Linked DNA regions of Mus musculus: region 2 is linked to region 1. Evidence: chromatin loops called from intact Hi-C (ENCODE). Cell type or tissue: heart. All regions are shown on one strand. Each heading gives the region's core, and the rest is flanking DNA. Links, peaks and the distances in the headings are about the cores only.

Evidence for each region. Peaks named below come from ENCODE experiments on the same cell type or tissue, not always from the same donor. Only the 100,000 strongest peaks of a DNase experiment are listed, where the experiment ranks them.
Region 2: a loop joins it to region 1, with 5 times the contacts of the local background. A loop is called at or near these places in 2 of 42 quality-filtered maps.

What each region holds. Positions count from the first base shown.
Region 1 is chr11:83,016,957-83,024,511 of GRCm38, reverse strand. It overlaps Slfn8 (schlafen 8), which reads left to right and starts at 3,702. Exons shown (of 6, transcript NM_181545.4): 1 at 3,702-3,935; 2 at 4,484-4,599; 3 at 6,790-7,555. The coding sequence starts at 6,797. In heart, for the core only: no CTCF peak of the experiment used is centred there; DNase peaks (open chromatin) are centred at 3,841 and 4,561.
Region 2 is chr11:82,956,289-82,963,843 of GRCm38, reverse strand. It overlaps Slfn5 (schlafen 5), which reads right to left. Exons shown (of 6, transcript NM_183201.4): 3 at 6,554-7,555; 4 at 5,042-5,167; 5 at 3,116-3,839; 6 at 1-2,944. The coding sequence starts at 7,553. The coding sequence ends at 2,140. It overlaps Slfn5os (schlafen 5, opposite strand), which reads left to right and starts at 3,163. Exons shown (of 3, transcript NR_045932.1): 1 at 3,163-3,239. In heart, for the core only: a CTCF peak has its summit at 4,028 (motif pointing right); a DNase peak (open chromatin) is centred at 4,043; H3K27me3 peaks cover 581 bases.

The DNA.
Region 1 (7,555 bases), core at 3,183-5,682:
AGAATACAAATGGAGGGACCCAGGGTGCAGGCCACATATGTGGCAGAGGTTGGTCTTGTTGGATGGACATCAGGTGGGAAGAGAGGCCCTTGGGCCTGAGTGTGTTTGAAGCCCCATTGTTGGGGAATGCCAGGGTGGGGAAATGAGGCAGCACCCTCAAAGAGGCAGGGGGAGGGGATAAGGGGTTTCCGAATGGGACACCTGGAAAAGTGAAAACATTTGAAATATAAATAAACAAATATCCAGTACAAAAAAAAAAAAAGAAAGAAAGAAAAAATATGGGTTGATGAGATGGCTCAGCAGGTAAGAGCACTGAGTGCTCTTCTGAAGGTTCTGAGTTCAAATGCCAGCAACCACATGGTGGCTTACAACCACCTATAATAAGATCTGACACTCTCTTCTGGTGAGTCTGAAGAGAGCTACAGTGGTCTTATGAATAATAAAAAAATAAATCTTTTTTAAAATGCTTAAAATAAAGAAAAATTTTTTTGAATTTGTCTTTAAGGTCTATGTTTAAAAGAGAGGAAGAGAAACTGACTCAAAAATGTAATTTGATACTTTACTTTTTTTGTTATTGTTGTTTTTAGATAGATTCTCCTATAGCTCAGGCTGGTCACATACTCACTATGCAGTGGAGGTTGTCCTCGAATGACTGACCTTCTTGCTTTACCTCCTAATTTCTAGGAGTATAAACCTTATAGACCTTCATAACACACTCAGAAACCTCAACTTTTTAAATAAAAAATGTTTTTAATAACCTGAAATCATTGCCTTGTCCTTTTGACTTTCAAGGTTTATTACCAGTTTTCAGAAAAAATAGCCTGAAAACATTCTGTGTTTCAAAGTTATGATGGATTAACTTTGGTTAAAAGAATCTTAGAAGAAAATAAAAGCAGTACTGGATAGTCTGGTTCTTTCCACCTAAGTTCCAGCTTTCTGCAACCGTGGATGCAGCCAGATTAAGAGGGCAATGGAAGGTGAGAGTGCACTTGAATTCAGCAGTGTCCTTGCAGCTCTGTTCTTTGTACCACTCGATGTTTAAAAGAAGAAGAAGAGGAAGGAGGAGGGGGAGGAGAATGAGGAGGAAAAGAGGAAGAAGAAGAGGAAAAAGAAAAGGAAGAGGAAGAGGAGGAAGAGGAAGAAGAAGAAGAAGAACAAGAACAAGAACAACAAGAAGAAGAAGAACAAGAAGAAGAAGAACAACAACAACAAGAGGAAGAGGAAGAACAAGAAGAGGAACAGGAAGAGGAAGAGGAAGAAGAAGAACAAGAACAAGAACAAGAAGAACAAGAAAAAGAAGAACAAGAAGAACAAGAAGAAGAACAAGAAGAAGAAGAAGAAGAAGAAGAAGAAGAAGAAGAAGAAGAAGAACAAGAACAAGAAGAAGAACAAGAAGAAGAACAAGAAGAAGAACAAGAAGAAGAAGAAGAAGAAGAAGAAGAACAAGAAGAAGAACAAGAAGAAGAACAAGAAGAAGAAGAAGAGGAAGAAGAAGAAGAAGAAGAAAACAACAAAGAAGCCATTCTCAATTCTCTATGTCCTTGTGATTGTGGGTTAAGATGAAAGCACTCAGCTACTGCTACAGCATTGTTAGTCCCACTGAACAAGAATGAGACCACTACCTCAGTTTTTAAGGCAAGTTTGAAGCAAGCTTTATTAAATATGGCCAGGTCCATGCCTGGCATTCCCAGAGAATGACTGTAAATTACATTAGACAGGGGTTTATAAAGGCCCTGTCAGGCTTGATTATGTTGGTGCTGCAGATGCAGCCCCTTCTGCAATGCAACTGCCACTGTTGCTGCTGCCATCTCATGGGACAGCAGGGACAACTGGCAAGGGGAGGGGAGGGAACCACTCCCTTGAAGTGTATGCTATCTGGGCTATTGTGGATCCTCCTGGTCTTCCAGCTTCAGGATGAGCATCTCCTGTCCTAGCCAGAGCATGGGCATGCCTGGTGCACACAAGCATGCACCTGTCTCCCACTCTGTGAACCAGCCGGGGTTGGAAATGGAGCAAGTCAAATCTCCCGTGCTGATCAGGAGTGGGATTGCGCCTATAAAGAGCCATCTACTCTCTTTACATTATTTCCTACAATGCCAATCCCTAGAGCCTCTCCCCAGCTCCTAAGTCTGATGCTCTCCATTTCATTCTCAGTTTTTTTCCTGGGGAATCAGCTCTGCTTGCCCATAGTCTGCAGCCTAGAGCTGGGGCTCCTCTGTTTCCCTATTCATTTGGCCTGTTTGCACAGCCTGAGCACCCACACGTGGCACTTGTGGCACTGGCCTGAAGCTGCCCTAACACACTTGCTTTCTGACCTCCCCTCGCCCCTGGCCCCACCACGCCCTCAAGCCACTGCTGTCAGCCCTCTGATTTCTTTCCATTCTGGTCCACATCAACTCGAAGCCATGTGTACACTAGACAAAACTCTGTCATTTGTCTCTTTGGGTGTGTATCTCTTCATGTGTTTTTATCTACTGATACAACCTGTCAAAGTCACTTAACAAGATAAGGTTTTTGTTCTATCCTGCCTTAGTAAATAATGATTTGTAAACAATATGAGGTTAAAGATCACTGTCTTTTATAAATATATGTTTACCCTTATTTCTTAACTGCCATTAAGTTATAGTGTACCCTATTTGCTAGTACATTCTCAAACAAGTAATTAAGCAATCACAGGTCGTCTAACTCAGATATGCTCAATAGAGACTACTGTCAAACTTGTCAGAAATCTGCTAAATGTATTAATTTTTAAGCTCATGACAGACAGAGACTCCCAAAGCCTGAGAGTTATCTTTTATGTTCTCCAAGGAAAAAAGGACACAAGAGTCTACTAGTCTTGGCTGCTGCTACGGCTTGGTTTACACTGTGGACAAACAGGATACCCTGAGAGTCAAATGCCTCATATTGCCTAAGCCAAGGTGGGTCATTTCTCATTTCACACATATCTAACTCCACAGAAAAAAAGGTTTTTGTCTTTTGGCCTTGAAATCTAGACTGACTCTGCCCAAGATGCCATGGAGACCTCAAGTACCTGGGAGCTGTTTATGTAGTGAACCGTACATGAAACTCTGTCATTTTAATTAATACATGACTCCTAGATTATACTTTATTTTCAGATTTCTGACTCCATTGATAGCTAAGGTAACTGTAGCTTGACAGCTAGAAAACAGACGTAGCTCCTTACCCTAAGGGAATCCACCACTGTGTGTGCTCATTAGTACATTATTTAACTAGGTAAGACTGCCAGACTTCTTACAGACTTCACGATAAAGGATCATAAGTTCAGATGTAAGCTTTCACAGATATAACCTGCTCCTTTCTTACCTAAGCTCAGTTTCCAGTGAGTGAACGCTTCGTGTTTCCTCTTCTAGCTATGCCACCGTTCTAACACTGTTCGGTAGAGTTCTTATACATTTGCTTAACCCTAAAAAAATCCCACTATATGAAATATTATGTTTTCTTTGATTGTCCTTTCCACAGCAGGGAACCCCTTCAGGCTGAGAAGGCTATAAGTCCTTGCTACAGTGAGGAGGCCCACGAATAGCTAAGAATGGGGGCTTAGCTGGAAACACAGCAAGACAGTCAGATCCTTCAAAACCAGAAGTGAGCTCAATCTGGCAGCATGCCTGCAGCTGGCCAGAAAATTTGAGCAGTTTCGTTTTCCCCAAAAGCAAGTAACGCAACCACAAGAAGAACTGAGCCAGTTCGCTGTTACCACTGCTAGCCAAACTCACAGTAGAACCAGGGCTGCTTTTCTGGACTTCACAGGCAGGTGACTAGTCCACAAGTGGAACACTACCCGGCCACAGACCAGAAGGATCTTGTCAGGAGGCTGGCTTCTGGAAAGAAAGGGAGACTTACATTCCTGTCTGTTTCCAAATTCTGCTTTCCAAGGTGGCCAGGGAACAGGGATCAAGAGAACTCCACTGGAAGTGGTGAGTGAGGGTCCAGGTGTGACCTTCAAGGGAGCCAGGGAAAGATGGGAGGCCCGGCTCCAGAGGGAAGGGGCTGGAGAAGAGCTCCAGAGGGAAGGGGCTGGAGAAGAGCTTATCTCCTTTTGAAAAAATTTTATCCTGTCTTGTGTAATTTGTATGAAAAGATCCCATAAACAGATTGATTAGTCGGTATATAGATGCAGACAGATAGGTCCATGAGGGAACACTAGCATTTAGGACGAGCAAGGAGGAAAGAGGAAGTGGGGAGAAAGCAGAGACCAAAAGAAACTAAAAACACCAAGAACAATCCGAACGCCCAATATAGCTCAGGTTCACAATTATTGAAGTTTAGTTTCTGAGTTTCAAGCTTTCCAGTATTTAGAAGGCTTCCTATTGGTCTCTGCCCACGGGCGGGAGAGGGTGGGTGGAGAGTCAGGCAGTGAAAAGGAAAGGCTGGAATTCCGCGCCACCTCCGCGCGCTCTGCGCTCTGGGATCCGGAGCAACCAGGACCTGGTGAGACCCTCAGCTCCCCTCCACCTTCCCTGAGGTCCAGCACACCAGAACTGGGACCTGAGCAGCCCAGAAGCCAGGGTGGCACCACTGTGTCTCTCCTGTCTGAAGACCCGGATATTTTCTCAGACTTGGCGACGCGTTCCTTTAAAAGTAGGTGCTGAGGACTGGAGGGGCCTGGGAGTGAAAGGGGATGATTCCAGTGGGTGAGAGACTGACCAGCCCAGCACAGGAGAAGGGGGACCCAGATGGGTGAAGGGATGGGGGAGGGAGGCTGTCTCTGTCACTCTGGCTTGCTCTGGCTGGCAATCTCAACAGGCAGTCTCTGAGCTGGTAGAGCCTGTTACTCTTAGTAGGTGCAAGTTAGAGTACAAGCTTTAGGCCCAAGGTTCAGCTTTGAAATGACAATGTTGAAAGGGATTCTGCAGATGCCACTGAGCGACCCCTCTCTCTAAGATACTGTCTTTAACTGAGCAATGAGCCAAGAGGCAGAAATAGAATAGCTACTATCTCACCCAGGGTTTATAATCCAGAAGCTATGGAAAAGAGCCTAAGACCCTGGGATTTCAGTTTCTCAAATAGCACACCTTCTAAAGCCTGTTTCCTTTCTGTCCCAGTTCTGCCTAAGATGGCCAGTCCCAATTTGTTTTGCCCAGTGTACTGCCCCAGCCCTTCTAGTGTCTTGTGTGTTCCACTCTTACTTTCTACACACAGTCATCAGAGGCCTAATCTTTCACCGACTGTTTATATGATTGTATAAGGGAGACAAGATCACCTTTCTGCAGGTCTCAGGGAATGGTGCCATTACTATAGACCAGCTGTCCCACAAGCCCCTACAATCCTTCAACATTGGCAAACATCCTCTAGTCTGGCCTTATTCTGGGTCACATGACACTTTTAGGATTTTACTCCCTTAAAAAACCTCAATTATATACATCTGGAGAGATGGCTCAGCAGTTAAGATCACTTCTTGTTCCTGCAGAAGACCCAGGTTCAATTCATAGCACCCACACAGCAATGAGCAATTCTCATAATTTTGGTCCCAGGGAATTTGAAGCCCTTTTCTGACCAGGCACCAGGCAGGAGATGTACAGACATACAGACATCTGTAACCTAACCTCTACCAGGCCCACTGCTTGCCTTTCTCCTCTTCTTCACCTTTTCCCAGCTCATGGACCACTGTCATTTCCAAACCTTGGTGCTCAGGATTCTGTTGTTTCAGTCCCTCAGCCTCCTGCTCCATCTTTAAGTTCATTCTGTGCTGGCTCTCTCTCCTCCATGGTATATATTGTTAATATTCCCATCGCAAAGAGAACTATCAATTTCTCTTAATACAAATTTTTCTGTGCCTCTCTCTCTCTCTCTTTCTCTGTCTGTCTCTCTCTTTCCCTCTCTCTTTTAGTAAGTCTATCTAGTGGCCTTTTCTGTACCTAGTTTTCATTTTTTTCATTTCTCAATCCATTGTGACAATTCATAGACTTTTGCTTATTGACATATATGAGCCAAAGAATCTGGGAACTTTTTAAAGTTAAAAGTTATGTCATTTCACCAAACATCCCCCACCCTCCCCTTCTCCTGCCCACAGACAGGGTTTCTCTGTGTAGCTCTGGCTGTCCTGGAACTTACTCTGTAGACCAGACTGGCCTCAAACTCAGAGATCCTACTGGCATGCCTTCAAGCGCTAGGATTAAAGGCGTGCACCATCACTGCCTGGCATTTCCCTACATCATTGAATAAGACTTCCTAATCTCAGTGTGCATTTCTGGTCAGCAGTTTAGATACCTGGAGAATCTCAGCATCTACCCTTGAGCTCCATGCCCAACACCATACTCCTCTTCCTTTCTCCCACCTCTGGGTTTTCACCTTTTTTTCGACATCTTCTTCAAGTATATTCTTCCATCATCTCTTAATTTATTAGAAATATATACCAAGCTGTGATATCTCACTCCATGGCACACCCTTGGATTTATTGATTCCTCCTGGTCTTGTACCTTAATGACAATGGCTACATCCTGACACTTCTGGTACCTAGGCATCATTGTCTCCTCCTGAGAGCTTTATTGAATCGCAGGTTAACAGCCAAATTAGTTTAGACACCCCATCAATTGTTTGTCCTACTATAACCCATATCACATTTGATGATAAGTTCTACTTTGATTGCCCCTTCAAAACAGTTTCTAAAGAGAAAGGACTATTTTTATCTTACTTGATATTTTATTGCTCTGACAGAATATATTTACCTCATATTAAATATGTTTCAATACGTAGATGAGTGAATTGTGTGCATGGGAGAAGTAAGTTTTTAGTAAAAGTAAAACAAATGTTTGGATTGTTTGACTATAGGATCAGCATGGAGACACATCCCTCCTTAGCAGTGAAATGGTCGTGCCCAGACTTGACCATCTACGCAGGAGAAGTGACTATCGGAGAAGAAGATAGAAATAAAATGGACTCAAAGAAAAGAAAGCTGGAGAAGACAAGAATTACAGAGGCTGCTTGTGCTCTGTTAAACTCTGGAGGAGGATTAATTGCTATGCAAATGACTAACAAGAGTGAGCATCCTGTGGAGATGGGACAGGACTTGGAAAAGTCTTTGAGAGAGCTTATTATGTCCCCTAATATGCAGGCTTTCTTTGAGACCAAGCAACAAGAGGACCAGTTCTACATTTTTGTTAAATCTTGGAGCTGCAGGCCTGAAGATGGTTCTACTAAGCCTCGAATTTGCAGCCTGGGCTCTTCTCTGTACTGTAGATCTATAACTTCTAAGGTTGCCATGGATTCAAGAGAAGCATTTGAATTTCTGAAAGATAAGAAGGCATGTATCAAATACAGGCCTACTGATGACGGAGCTCCACCGGCTAAAATTCCGAGAGCCATGTGTCAGAACAGCCTTGAATCAAATCCAGCTTTTGAAATTTTCCAAAGTAAGAAACTTGAATATGGCCAATGCTTGCTTTTCTCTGAATCCACATCTATAGAGTTTAAACAATTCTCTACCAAACACGTCCAAGCATATATGAAAAACATAATTCCAGAATACATCTCCGCATTTGCAAACACCCAGGGAGGCTATCTTTTCATTGGAGTGGATGATAAGAGAATCATCTTG
Region 2 (7,555 bases), core at 2,576-5,075, 60 kb after region 1:
ATTTGAACTCCTGACCTTCGGAAGAGCAGTCGGGTGCTCTTACCCACTGAGCCATCTCACCAGCCCGGAAATTTTTCTTTTATGTATAAAAAAAAATTTTGAGACAAGGTCTCAGTATGTAACCCTGGTTAGCCCGAAACTCACTATGTGGACCAGGTTGGACTCAAACTCACGGAGATCCACTTGCCTCTGCCTCCTGAGTGCTGGGATTAAACTACCATGAATAGAAACTTTAGGGAAAAAATATTTATGACATTTGCTGCCAGCATTTCCCCAGCATATTGTTTCTTGACCTTTCTGGCTATCCTGACACTCACTCTGTAGACCAGGCTAGCTCAAACTTAAGAGATCCTTCTGTCTCTGTCTCCATAGTGCTGAGATTAAAGCTATGCACCACCACTACCTGGCTCTTTGTCATTTGTTTGGAGTTTTTTTGTTGATGGTGGTTTTTGGGTTTGATTTGGTTTGGTTTGGTTTGGTTTGGTTTGGCTTGGCTTGGCTTGGCTCAGCTTTGCTTTTTGAGACAGGGGTTTTCTGTATAACCTTAGATGTCCTAGAACTCACTCTGTAAACCAGGCTGGCCTCCAACTCAGAGATCCACCTGCCTCTGCCTTCTGAGTTCTGGGGTTAAAGGTGTGTGCCATCACTTCCTGGCTAGAAGTAAATTTCTTTGATATAAATTCTCTAAGAATGTAACTAGATGCCTAAAGCAAACCGATTCTATGTTCAAGTTTATTTTTTTACAGTATTTTGCTAATATCTGTGCCCCTCCCCTCCCTGAGCCTTCCCTTGTGACTCCACTTCCATCTCCCCACAGCATCCTTTCTGCTTCATAGCACATGTGTCCTGATGCCCTACTCTCCAGCCCTCCATTTCCCCAAGCTTCTTTGTCTTTTTTTTCTGATTATTATCCACACCCACACTCACCCATACCCACACACTCTCTGATAAACATGGTAGGTTCCGATCCACCCATTAGAATGTGTGATTTTTTTTCTCTAAGTTATTCAATTTATATCATACTCTCTATGTTTATTCATTTTCCTTAAGTTTTCATGATTTGCTCCTGCAAATCATCCCTGGAAATGAACTCTGGATTTTTGTTTGTTTGTGTCTCCCAGAAAAGTTTGCTCTGTTTGGCTCTAAATATTGAGTTTCAGAGAAGCCGAGCGTGGTGGCACATGCCTTTAATCCCAGCACTCGGGAGGCAGAGGCAGGTGGATTTCTGAGTTCGAGGCCAGCCTGGTCTACAGAGTGAGTTCCAGGACAGCCAGGGCTATACAGAGACCTAAAGCAAATGACAAATGAGTATTTTTTCAGCAACGGCCTTCGAAAGGCTGTTTGAACTGGGGAGCGCACAGAGAGCAGAGATATTTGACTTATGTTTGCATACTGTGGTTACTAAATTAAGTGTGGAGTGATGCCAGGCTTAGACTCTGTACATTCTTCCTCTTCGGCCCTCTACCTTCCAAACCACTGCACCCACACTTTGGCACTTTGACGGTAGTAACTCTGGGTCCCCACAGGAATAGTATTAAGGCGGAGTCAAAGATTCTGAATAAATAAGTCATGTAGAAGGCAAAGATCAGAAACAGCAATGCCGATGAAAGGCAAAACAGGAAGCAACTCGACAAGCTAAACTGAACTGGACTCACCCTGAAATCATAGCTTGCAGTTTGTGAACTTACATTTCAAACTATGTCCTGCTAAAGATGGACACACTCTCTCCCCCTCTCCCCTTCATGCTCCCTCCACACACCAAGATCAAGCATTTCTGCCGGTGGCTGTGTTAAAAACAAGGAAAATATCTGAGTCTACGAGAAGTCAGCAGTCATCTCATAATTAGCTCTTTCCTGCCTACCTCAAACAACCAGTCCTTCCTGATACACACACACACATACACACACACACACAGAGAGAGAGAGAGAGAGAGAGAGAGAGAGAGAGAAAGGATATCTCAGTGCCAGCTAATTGCTCTGCTGTCTCTTCCTACTGTCTACATCCCCCATACTCATATTTGCTTGCCCTGAGTGTGGCTGATTGTACATGAAATGTTTTTGGTGCTTAAATGTTTAGATCAAAGAGCTTCAAAGACAGCTAGAGACCAACCCAAGCTAACTGAAAACTGGCATCTTCCTATCAAAACACAACCTTTACAATATACAGATGTGTCCTTGCCCTGGAAGCCAGACAGAGCAGAGCATTGTAGAAAATGGCCGTCTCAGATCCCATTGGAATGATCCCAAACACAATACTTCTTTCCATGCCTGAAAATCGGTGAACACTCTCCAACACGACGTGACTACCCAGACTATCCAACCCCTCCCTGACCTGCACTAGTAAACTGGGCTCCTCAGCGAGCTGAGACATGGACCTCCTCCTCATTGCTAGCAGAAGCTTGTCTCTACATTTTTCTATATCTCTGGCTCTAGTGAAAAGAACAGCAACATCCGTGAAATAGCCAGACCTCCAAAGACTCTGGCATTTCTCTGCTACATAGACTGACATCTGCTCCAAATTCAAGTTATCAGTAATCTCTAAGTTGCCTGTGACATCTGGACCCCATTCAAGTTCTTCACCCACCATCAAGGCTTCTTGGGGGACATTTGGGGGAGGATTTTCTCTGATTTGATGCATTATATCCTGAAGGTAGCTGGTTATGTTGTCTCCGCTGCGGAGCATTCTGGTGAGCTTCAATAACGGCTTCTGGTGTTGGAGCTCAGGGAGGCCACTGCAACACAAGTGATTGATCTGAAAGTAATCCAGAAAAATGTAGAGAACTCCTGGGCCATCTCTCGCTCTCTGAGTGATGGCTTTGGCCTTTGCGTACCAGTTCCCGTCCTCCGTTCGGAAATTCTGAGCTTCGTCCACGATGATATGTTGCACATTATCAAAGGTATTTTTCATGAAGGTTTTCCGTGTCACTGCCTGGCAAACGTTTTTCCTGATGCAAGTGTAAGAAACACAGTCAGATTTCCTCAGCTAAGCAAAGAAAGGCAGCCCAATAGATAGGAATAGTTCCTGAGCATGGAAGCAACAACCCAGAGCTTAGCCCTCGAAAGCCACGCCCATTCAAATTGCCCACCAGAAAGAAATGAATAGTCAGGTTGCTTACCTCACAATGAACCTCTTCAAGGACTGGTTCTCACAGATGTAAAGAATGTTGTCAGCTTGACAGTTGAACACATTCCTGATCTTCCCCACGATCATGAGAGCTAGAGTGGTCTTCCCTGATCCAGGTAAGCCGTGAACAAACATCTCTCTGTGCTTGCTCAGGTTAGTTGAAAGCAACCCGTACTGTTGGTCTGAGAGCAGGGCCACAGTCTCAGACTCCAAGTTTAACTCTTCATTTAACAGGGGTCTGAACCCAAACAAGATGATCACAAGAGATTGCAACAGAGCTTCCACCTGCTGTGTGGTTATGAAGTTATAGGATTCGGGGTACACTGGCATTTCTAAGTCATTCCTTACTCTTTGGTGAGAACCCAGTGGTAAGACCAAGGGAATGATGCCTAATCTTCCAGGGTAGCCACCCATGTTCACCAGCTTCTGCTTCAGGGTACGGGCAACTTTCATGGAATAGTGCCTGTTCCCCAGATCCCACTTGTTGCAAATGGTGTACAGGATTGGAACGTTGTTCGGGGAAATCAGAAGAGCGTCACAGATGACATCTTGCCTCCTCTGAAGACCTAGATCTACAGCCCAGCTGTGGGAGAAGATCAATATCCCTTGAGAGAAACAGCGCATTTCCATATTTATTAAGTTTCTTAGTCCTCTGTAATCTGCGAAGAGGTCCTTGTAGACGCTCTCTGGAGTATATGTAATCCTGTTGGGTGACACTAGACAAGGAAAGAATCGGAATGAATCAGAGACAAGCTAATAATCACCATTGCTGTGGGAATCTTTCTTGAATAAGCACTCTTGAATAATCTTTCTTGAATAACACCAATGAGAGTGGAAGAGAGGACCAGTGGATGAAAAGCCTTCATGCCCGTGCCATCTGTAATAACGCATTACACTTTAAAACCACTAGGTGGAGGGAGCGAGCAAGCAAGATTTTATAGAGTATGTGGCAGGCAGCAGGATTTAGAGGGCCAGGACTTATTTATTTATTTGTCTATTTATTTATTAACTGTTTCTCCAGGTCATTCTGTTTCAGATGGCAAGTGAAGCCCTGCTTGGCCAACAGATGTACAAGCAGTGCTTTAAGTAAATCACTAAACAAATCAGTAGCTAGTAATTAGTCTTACTCTACCATTATATGATGTAGATCTCGATCTTTGAGCTCTATCATGTATCAATGATCAGTTTTATATTAGTAACAAAAAGAGAAGCAATCTTGAGTCTGAGGGAGCCCATAACCAGCTGTGATCAACATGGACTACACTGAGAACACAGTAGCCAAGGCAGCAAGAAAGAACCTCTCTTGGACTATGAGAACACTAGTGGGAAGGTGGTGCATGCCTTTAATCCCAGCCCTCGGGAGGCAGAGGCAGGCAGATTTCTGAGTTCGAGGCCAGCCTCTACAAAGTGAGTTCCAGGACAGCCAGGGCTACACAGAGAAACCCTGTCTAAATTTGTCTTTGTTCTATGTCCTGCAAAAGCTTAATGGTGAAACAACTAAAACCAAGAAAAATCCAGAAACACCAGAATGTTTCAAAATATTTTCTTATCAATAAGAGAACCTAGAAAATCTATGAACAAAGTCACAAGATGTACCTGGACATGGTCCACACTCAGCCCTGCACTTGCACATGGCACATGGCAATAATGCACTCGTTCTCACTGCTAATGTTGGATGCTGCAACTACATTGCAACATACTTACCCACTGTGGTAATGGTTGTAAGCCATCATGTGGGTTCTGGGAATCAAATCCAGGTCCTCTGAAAGAGCAGCCAGTGCTTTTAACTGTTAAGCCACAGCTCCAGCCCCTCTCTGCACTTTCCATAGGTGGTTTTGTATGGACTCAAAACAAGGCTTTTCTCCCCCAAATATGGAAACAGTCAACCTGTTCCAAAGTGGCCAGAAACAACAGTTACCTGGAAAGTAATCCTTCTGCAGGTCTTCCACACATTTCAAATATTTATGTGTGAACACGGTCTTGCTGCAGGGTGTGGTGTTTAACATACTCTTCCAGGGGATCATCTGAGGGAAACTGGAAAGGTCTGAGGAAACATGAAACAACCGTTGAGTACACAGAGGGCAGAAAACGCCTCTTAGCTGAACCATTTGCAGATATTTGCATTTCCAGCACAGATCAGCTAGAAACCAAACCCAGGTTCTCTGCCAGAACTGCCCATGCTCCTAACCTCTGAGCTACCTCTCCAAACCTTTAATAGTTAATCATATTGAAATAAAATTATTGTATATTTTTAGAATACTATTTTAAGTATATGTGAATAGAAAATGTGACGGTCAATGGTCTAGGATTCTGAATAATTTTGAAATGACCTTTTTGTTTGTTTGTTTTGTTACTTTTTAATTGGTTATTCTGTTTACTTTTCAAATGTTCTTCCCCTTCCCAGTTTCCCCTCCACAAGCCCCCTATCTCCTCCTCCCTCCCTGTTTTGTTACTTTTGAAGTTACCATTGGCTTCCTCTCATCTAAGCCCATTTTGTCTTGCCTTTTCTAAAGCAGATGCCTATCACATCCCTGCTCTCTGGCCTGGCAGTATGGTTAGTGTCATACTGTGGCTCCTGAAATGGGAAAATGGAGAAACCGTGGTTTGCTCATGAAAAGCTCAGAGAAAGGATTTTTTAAAAATGTGTTTTTTGCATGTTGGGAGTTGACTCAGCACTTCAGAGCATTGCCATTCTTCCAAAGGACCTAGGTTCTGTTCCTAGCACCTATTTGGCAGCTCACAACCATCTGTAACTCCAGTTCCATGACTTCTGTTGCCCTCTTCTGACCTCCACAGGCACTGTTCATACATGTTGCACAAATATTCAGGCAAAATATCTATATATGTAAAATAAAAAAAAATTTTAAGAGTGCTTTAAAAAACAGGGAGGGGAAACTGTCAAAAAGTTAGTTAGAAAGGACACACCTGACACACCTGTTGGTGTGTAGTGGGGATTTGCTGAGTGGTTAAATGAAAGCTGGTATTTGGGAAGGAAGAGGTCTTAATATGAACGTGAGGAAATCTGTGCCAGGCGTGGTGGTTCACGCTTGTCACCCAACACTCTTGAAGACTGCAGCAGGGGGTTTTTGAGTTTGGGGCCAGCCTAGGCTAACCTGACTCAAAAAGTAAACAAGAAAAGAAATGTGGAAGGAACAGAAGTGACTCTTTCGAATTGTCCCCGCATCAACCTCTAACGGGACTGCCATTCTGATGCATGCAGAGTATTCAAGATGAATAGTCAGAGGGAAGGGCGGTAACTTACCATCTGTAGGAATTAATCTCTTCCCCCAGATTCCAAAGAATTTCACATCTCTCTCTTCTCTCTATCCTCCCACACCCCTCCCCTGCCCCTACCCCCCCCCCAGCCTCACCCCTCCCCCACCTCACTCCTCACCCCACCCCCAGCAACATTTCCGTCTTGTTCCCTGACCTGGGTTGATTTCTATCATCCGAGAGGCCCAGTCATTCGCAGTTAGCGGCTTCTTATTATTGTCCTTTATCTCCCAGGAATCGGGCGCTTTGGCAAATGCTGCACAGCAGAATCGTTCGACCTTGATTGCACAGACATACCCATGGAGGGCCTCCTTATCATACACTTCAAGGAATTTAAGCTCATATTGCACTTTGTGGTTTTGTCCACAGAAGTGGTAGACAGGCATCTTCCTGATACAGGCATCGATAGTAGATTTCAAGTTGGTACAATTTATCTTTTCCTTTTCACATCCAATGACATGACGGGTCTCATCATGCACACCAAAAAACACATAGCCCCCTTCAGAATTGGCAAGTGCAGAAACACACTTGGGAAGTCTCTCTCTAATGCCCTGGGAAAGGTCTGCCGAGAACATTTGAAATTCAACGTGTGAGGACTTTGTGAAGTTGAGTTTTTCCAGGTACTGGAGCTGCGGGCTATGAAACAAATCAGAAGCTAAGATCATCTGAGCGTCATCTACAGGAGCTTCCTGTAGATTTAGCGAGTCAGAGTCACCAAGAATCCTAGGATCCTGGACCCTTTTGAGGAATTTCAGGGCTTTTTCAGGATCCATGACCTCAGTAAATGTTCCACATCTGTGGTACAAATTGGAGCACAGGGTAGCGAGCCTCACGTGAGAGGCTGCCACGTCCCACGAACTCACATATATTAAAAAGAGCTTTCCATACAGCATCTCGTCTAAATGGTTTCTGAACAATGGTGGCAGATTCAAGCCAACTCCATCCCTCTCAAAATTATAGTCTCCGTTCTCAATCTCAACCCTGACCACTCCGCCACCGGAATTCAGCAGAGCGCACACGGCTTGCGAGATGATTTCGTTCTGTTTCATGCAGTGTGTGGTATCCATTTCCTCCCTTTGCCTAACCCCAAGGGTCGCTTTTCCTCCATCTTGTATACATTCCGCAAAGTTCAGTTCCAAATCCTCCAGGAAACTCATCT